Linked DNA regions of Homo sapiens: region 2 is linked to region 1. Evidence: read pairs that join two places in POLR2A ChIA-PET (ENCODE). Cell type or tissue: MCF 10A. All regions are shown on one strand.

Region 1 (4,000 bases):
TGAAGTTTACGTTGCTTAACTTTTGTCTCTTGATCAGTTTCAAGTGGGAAAAAAAATCTGTCTCTGTCTATATCTCTATATCTAATGAATCTTTTACTGAAAGAAGTGTTAGTCACAGTGGCAGGTCCCAGGAAGCTAGGGGGTTGCTTGTGGGTTGCTATTAAGGTTCTGCTTTTCTAGAAAAGAAGCATCCTTGCAGTATTTGACATTCATTGATACTAATAATGTTTAGGAAAATGGGTCTCAAACTTCCTAGTGCCCAAGACTCACCTGCTGAGCTTAATGAAAATGCAGATTCCAGGGTTTTGCTGTGGGTGCACCTCCTGCAAGAGGCTTGGGGCAGTGCAACCCCCCCTCCCCCACCCCGCCCCCTTTTTTTTTTTTTTTTTTTTTTTGAGATGAAGTTTTGCTCTTGTTGCCCAGGCTGGAGTGCAATGGTGCAATCTTGGCTCACCGCAACCTCCACCTCCTGGTTCAAGGGATTCTCCTGCCTCAGCCTCCCGAGTAGCTGGGATTACAGGCATGCACCACCACGCCTGGCTAATTTTGTTTTTTTAGTAGAGACAAGGTTTCTCCATGTTGGTCAGGCTGGTCTCGAACTCCCAACCTCGGGTGATCTGCCCGCCTCGACCTCCCAAAGTGCTGGGATTACACGTGTGAGTCACTGTGCTCGGCCGCAAGCCCCATTTTTAACTTGCGCAGGTGTGGAAAGCAGCCTTGGAGAGCCAGCCTCTCTAGCCTGCATTGGCTGGAGAGCAGCCCCAGGGCTGGCGTGAGCACTCCCGCTGCCCCTTGGCCATTAGTCTACAAGAGGTGGCCTGAACTGAGGCAGTAGGACTTACTGTTTCCTGAGGCCTTCTATGCCGAGGTTTTGAGGATGGAATGAGATAATGTGTGCAAAGTTCCCGGCACATGATCTCTGTTGCGCATGTGTGTTCTTAGGAATTGTGTGTCCCAAACCTCCACCATTGTCTTTCCTCGTGCGCTCAGAATGCAGGCAGTCGACTCTTAGCTCACCTCGTTTATTGCTGGGCCCGTGCTTGGAAGACACCATGTTCCATTTGGCAAATCGCTTACACTGGGAAGCAAAGAACTTCCAGCATTCACCAGCTTCACTCCACTATGCCTGTGATGCTCTGTGAGGAGCGGAAGAGACAGGAATATATGGAGAATCGTTGAGGGTTCAGTATGAAGTTCCTCTGTTGCCTACAAAATGAGTGACCATTTGATTTTGCCTAGAAGGGCTTAAATTTCTGTTCTAGTTATTCACAGTGGAGAGAGGAAATGTCCGTAGGCTGTATTTGACTTGAGCGGAAATATCATCTGTAAAAACTTTTTATGGAGAGAATTAATTTTACCACTGGAATTCCCCAGAGAGGCCAGTGTTATTTCAGAGCCAACAAGGCAACCATTGAAGGGATTGGACAGGCCAGACCTGTTTATACTGGGATCCTGTTAATGCCATACTTGTGATTTGTGTATGAAAATCCCTTTTCTAGTGTTTGCCATCTTTTGAAACATTCCAGCAGCTTTTAAGAAAGTCTCATTGGGCATAGAGTTTCTGAATAAAGTCTTTATGTAAACACTGAACTTGTCGCATTAATGAATTCTCCATCTATAAACAGCCATTAATCCTACCTTGTTAGGATTGGAGGTGTATTTAATAGGGGACAAAAATAGAAAAGACCTATGTTCCTCCTTCCATTTAGACGATGTAAATCCAACACAGGCTTACCAGATGATGAAGGTAATTGCAGCCTGAGGTTCTTTTTTTAGCCTCCACGCCCCCTTTGAATCATTCTTTTTTTAAATCGCTGTGAGTAGCGTTGAGTCTCAAGCTACCAGAAGCCACTTCGATGTAAATTTGCTCTTTGGAATGAATTGCTCTTGGGAATGTATGTGTCCATTATATAGCTTCTCACCAGGGAAAAGCATTATAGAGCCAGCTCTGATGTGGCAAACCCACTTATTTCCTGTTTATGAGAGTGAGGGCATTTTGGCTTCCATAGCCTGTTTAGGATGACTAACAGCATTTAGCTCAGAGAATGCTCTGTTTGTGTGTAAAACTGCTATTAGTGAGTCTGGCTGGCTGATACCCCAGATTTCCAGATGTAAAAACATATTAGTGTTCCTAAAGATGAGTGGTACTTTTTTTTTTTTTAAATCAGAAAACAATCTGATTGGGAAATACTGGTTTTACCAGGACACAGAACTTTGGTCTCAGAATTACGAGTTTGTTTTGTCTGTGCTGAAGATCGGTTTCATTTCCACCAGTGTGGAAGTGAGCGTGTGGCTTTCTTTTAGTGGTGGAAAAAATTAAGATCCTGGATACTAATTTCCTTATAAAACTTAGTTTTGTTTGATTCTCTTTTTCTTATTCTCAGTCATTTATTTATTCACTTGTGTATTTAACAGATAACCTTTTGTTAAATGTCGAAGGTACATAAAGGTGAATTACACATTATTTCATACTCTCAAGAAGCTCATAGTTGAATTGGAAAACACTTGTAAATCCTGGCTCCAAAGAAAAAAAAAATTGCAATGAAGAGAATTAGAGGTCAGAGGTGGGATTTCCACTAATTTTTCTGTTTTACAAGAGCAAAGGCACCCAGAAGCAAGGCACAGGGCTCTCAGCATCAGCATCAGAGGACAGTTTCTAGAAGGGTTTGTGTTTGATCTCAGCGCTGCAGTTGGACAGGCCATGGACCTGGAGGTGTGTGGTGGGGGGATTTGGTGGAGGGAAGGGCCTTTCACATAGAGCAAGCAAGCTGGAAGACAGAGGCTGCATGTAGAGGTCACGGGAAGAAAGGTTGGAAAGTCTATTGGGGCCAGATTGTAGAAAACCCTGAATTCCAGGAATTTATAACGTATCGTTGCATGTATCTGAAAAACCAACTAGCTAATTAACTAACTAATGAATATTGTATTACTACTTCCCCCTGCCTTCTATAAAATATAGAGAACTTGTCTGCTCATTTGATGGCCACTGGAGTGTGTGTGTGACTTGAAAAGCTTGCCCCTGCCTGTCACCTCTCTGATCCCACCACTCTAGCTTCATTCCTTTGGATCTTAAAGTATTGTCATGTTGAATGATCAGAAGCCCCTTATAAAATAAATATTCAGATGTTTTAGAGGAAAGAGTGAATAAAGGAACCCCTATATGTTCTCTGTAAAACCTAAGTCTTCCTCAGCACTGGGAAGCCGTCTCCACTAAAGTGTGGTCCTCACCGGTCCCCTTTAGGGGTGAGGTAGATGGATTAACATCCTGCTGGCCTGTGACAGGGATGGCTGGTGGGGAGGGGACACCCCATGGCAAAGAGGACCAGGCAGTATGAGGGTCAGGAGGAGAGATGTTAAATAAACGTTCCCAGCATTTTGAGTAAAAATCAGTCTTGGCTTTTCTCTCCGAACATTAACTATAAATACAACTTTCAGATAAAAATCTACAGAAGTTCTCTGAAGCACACTGTGTGAAATATCTGTTGGCTCTGCCACTTTTGATAGACATTTGAGAGTTTGGGATGCCAGGCAGGTCTCCTATGAAGGTAGAGTGAGCCGGCTCTCTGTGAAGCAGTAGTTCTATGAAACTATTGGCTGCTGAGAAGAGGAAACTTTACAGCCTGTTACATAAGGAAAAGGAAAAAAAAAAAGATCTCACTTTCCTGTCGGTGTTATGAGTACTGGCTGCCAAATGGTGCTTGTTTGTGTTTCTATTTTTTTCCTCCTTCTTTTGTAAGGGGCTTGAAAATGAATTCTATTTCTCACTTTATTCCTGCCTATGAAGGAAGTGAGATCATTGGGAAGGACCAAGTATGAAAATCTTCTTTTTAGCTCTCGTGTTTAGAGATAACTGTATTGTGACACTATCTTCGCTTTTTCAGATTGGTAATACATGCGCATGGTACAAAATGCCAGCAGTGTAGAAGGGTAAACGGTGACAGCTAAGTCCCCCTAAGCTACATCGGGCAGTGGTGAAGAGCATGGACACCATCTGATGACC
Region 2 (4,000 bases), 410 kb after region 1:
CTTTATTAGATTTTATTTCATGTCGTATTTGAGAAATTGTTTCCTATCCTAATGCCATGAAGTTATTCTAAATGTTTTATATCTTTATTTTTTATTAAAAGTCTTTCTTAGTAAACTGTGTATTTAATAAAAATTCAATGCATACTTAGGTCTTAATCCTTTTGGGATAAATTTCTGTGTATGGTGTGAGGTAGAGATCAACTTTTGTCTTTTTCTGTATGCACGATCAACTGCCCCTTGACATTTATTGAATAAATCATGCTTTCTCCACTGATTTGTATTGCCATCTCTGCTACATATTAAGATTTCATTTGTATGTTTCCATGATGTGTTTTCTGTACCTGTGGAAAGTTTTATCTATTTCTATACTAATTTCTCCTTGTTTTAATTACTATAATTTTATAGAAGGTTTTGATACAAAATAGAGTGTCCATTTTTGTTCTTCTTGAAAATTGTGCTGGATATTCTTTAGCTTTTATTCTATTACATGAATTTTAAAATCAGTTTTTCAATTTTCATGATATCCTTCTTAGGGTTTTGATTGAGATTAATTTAATTTATAGACTAATCTTGGGAGAATTGATAGCTTTTATAATATTTATTCTTCCCATTTTTTTCTTTTAACTTATATTTCCTATGTGGACTTTCTAGAAAGTCTCACAACTTTCATCATGAAGGTCTTTTGCTTCATTTACTCCTTAATGTTTTGGTGTTATTGTTGTTGTATATAAATGTTATCTGTTAGGAAATTATGATGTCTAACTATCAACTGAGGAAAAGAGGAGAACAAAGCATGCCAATAGAGCAGGAAAGGCAGAATTTCACTAGACGGAATCTTTTAAAGTCAGGTGGTAGCAAGGCTATGGCAGTGTCTAATTCAGGGGAGGGATGAAGAGACACGTTGGTCAGCATATATTTGACTCCAGATTACCAGCCCTTAATTGGAGAGCTAATATAACTCACACATATACAGAGGGCAGCTGGTATTTGTCATCTCTATCTGAAGCTTGCTGGTTTGCATGTATGGAGCAATAGCAATAGCTAAATTGAGGAACACACTGGCCAAACCATGAGAAGAGAGTTACACTGGACATTTATAATACAATAGTGATGGCTCTAATTTTCTAAGATAGATTGAGATTGATTTTAATGTATATAGCATATATATGGCTTGGCCTTCAAATCTCAGCTGAGCTCCTACAAAACATAATGTGGCTTAGTGGGAGGATTTTAGGAAGAGGGGACAGAGTTTTGACATTTTATATATAACATATTTCATTGCTTCTCAGATGCATAGGAAGTTCAAAGAAACTTTACAAATTTGACTTCATGTTCCTTTCTTCTCAATTTACAGTAAAATCTCTATATTTTACTCCATTGATTCAGGCTTTATTGATATTCCCTTTGATGCAAGGTTATTCCACTAGAGCACACCTACAAAATTATGAAACTCAAAGTGTGTTCAAGTAACTGCAGTACAATCGGCCATGAAATAAAATAAATTCAGATAACCAACAATCTAAGCTGACTCACTCATGAATGCACACACACAGACACACACACTCGCTCTTTCTCATACACGTTCATATCAGTCTTACTTTAAAAAAACTCATAAACAAGTTTTAATATTTCATTATAAGTCATTTTATGAATATTTACAGAAAATATTTGCCAGTTTACCTACTATTCCCCTTTTTTAAAATCTTTTTTTTAATCCCTGCATTTCCTTTTTGATTACCAATTCCCAGAGGGCCAAAAATCCAGCCTTCCTATTTATATAAGCTCACATCATTCCCAATTCATGTTATACTACAAAGTCCATAATCAGTAGAGAAAGTTCTAGTGTTTTTCAAAGTATCATATATCAACCGTTTGATGTCTCATTCTAACCCCTGACTTGATCTATATCAGGCAATACATAGACTAAAATACAGGACTGGAATGAATTCATTGCTAATCTTGTGAAGATTCAAATGCAAACATTAAACATAAAGCAACATTTCAAAAAAACTACAGTTTCCCCCTATCTAGATATTTACTTAATGTTAATTTTTCTACCTCTAGCAAATGTTGCTGTAATGTTTGTGAAGCAGACGTTTTTCCTCCACAGGAGCATTTGGGACCTATCCATGTACTACAAATAAGACTGAATGAATGAGAAGGCAAACGTCAAAATGTACAGTGGGAAATGGGTTAGGAAGATATTTTAAGGAAAAATACAATGCAAAAGTAGTTATATGAAGGGAGGAGGCAAAGAAAGAGAGGAGGAAGCAGTGTCATCACCTAACAGGAGCTCATTAAACAGACACTGATGAGAGAAGTCCAGTGTCTAAAAGCTATTGCAAACTGACTTGGGAACAGTACTTGGAAAAGGGGTGACAATTTGTATTCAAATTTCAAAATTTTTTTTTGATGTTTGAAGTTAATTTCTTTTTAAATTTACATACAGGAAGATTTATTCTTTGAGGGGTGGCTCTCCTAAATTCCAACACGTTCCTATAGCCTCTAGAGATCATTGCAGTCACCTGTCTAAATAAAGTCAGCAGTGAATGAACGCAAACACAAACATACACACATACAACATCCCCTCCTTCCCCTCCCCAGCAACCTTCAAGAAATGTCATGGGATTTCTGGTCCCAACACACAAAAGACCAGAACATTCATTGAAAACAGGACAATAGAGATCTTGTTAACATTCTAGTGATCTCCAAGGACATAGTAAGACTGTCCCGCCCCAGAGACCTTCCCTATTGTCCCAGTGACAACAATTTATAGCCTGCAGTGCTAAAACCCTGCACCCTGGCTTCATTTGAATCACCGTTTTGTTGACTTATACTTTAAGATTTACTGAGACTCCTTGTCACTAAGATTTGTACCAGTGAGATAAATACTACTGAGTTAAAATTCTCTTCCTTTTCGGTTAACTTCCTTATCTTGAAAGAATATCTTACTAATATGGAAAAAGGTTATCTCTTAAAGCTTTCAGAGGAGTTTTGTAATTTTATTGGATTGAAAGCTTGCATTGTGTCACTATTTTTTTTATGTTACCTGGCACAGTCATAAGCAAAAATGTTGTGATGGTCTCATCAGAAATTCCATGGTTAAATTATTTTCAGAAAAATAATGTAAAAGATAACAAACTTTCTTTTCATCCATGAGGATACAATTTTAGAGATATAATTAAAAGACTTTGGAAGGTGTGGGGGAAAATCCTGTCCATTTATACTCAGAATAATGCTCTTAGGTACAATATAGCACACCTGTGAAAAACAGAGAAATATGCTCCCTTGGTATTTATCCATTGCATTCCAAATAAAATGGAAATACATGACCTGAAGTGGTGTGTGTACATGTATTTCATTCCCCTTTTAACACCAAGACACAATAAAGTTGGGTGGGAGTGAGACTTCTTATAGCAGTTAATACAGAAATTGATGGTTAAATAGAAGATCGATAAAGATGCCGCTCTTTTACCTATACAGCACTGAAAATACTATTGCTGGTTCAGTATACATTAAATAATTTCAATAACTTCACTATTGGACTTTGAAATATAAAGTTATTTTACTAAGCACTGCCCTAAGGATTTTTTTTTTGGAAGAGATGCATAATTTGTATTAATATTTATTTTCCAAATAACTTGTTGTTTTAATATGGCTTATTCATATTTGAAATGGGACTTCCTGCTCCACCCCACTAATTACCACATCTCCCTAAAACTCAGCTGGGATCATCTAAGGGAAGGAGGTCTGTACCCAGCTGTCTCTATCCTAAGGGGTAGGAAGAGTCACTTATGGCAACATCTCCAGGGAGATTTTTTTGACTGAAGCTCTTCTAATTTCCTTGGTAAAAGAGCCTGTCTATGTTCTCCTTGTAATACTGCCAACAACTTACATGTGTATGGCAAGAAGCTGATTTTTCCTGTGTTGGGAAAAAGAGGCTCCAGCAGTCTGGATTCACCAGCTATTAAACATATAGATTAGAATTAGACCTGAGTGA

Evidence for each region. Peaks named below come from ENCODE experiments on the same cell type or tissue, not always from the same donor. Only the 100,000 strongest peaks of a DNase experiment are listed, where the experiment ranks them.
Region 2: POLR2A ChIA-PET joins it to region 1 with 6 read pairs; 2 of 35 experiments call an interaction of 5 or more read pairs at or near these places.

What each region holds. Positions count from the first base shown.
Region 1 is chr6:155,187,202-155,191,201 of GRCh38, forward strand. The region is part of intron 14 of TIAM2 (TIAM Rac1 associated GEF 2); the gene reads left to right. Among named protein-coding and RNA genes, the nearest start is that of CLDN20, 75 kb to the right of the region's middle. RefSeq lists an enhancer at 254-757. In MCF 10A, no CTCF peak of the experiment used is centred here; a DNase peak (open chromatin) is centred at 2,020.
Region 2 is chr6:155,597,043-155,601,042 of GRCh38, forward strand. No RefSeq gene overlaps it. Among named protein-coding and RNA genes, the nearest start is that of NOX3, 140 kb to the left of the region's middle. In MCF 10A, no CTCF peak of the experiment used is centred here; no DNase peak of the experiment used is centred here.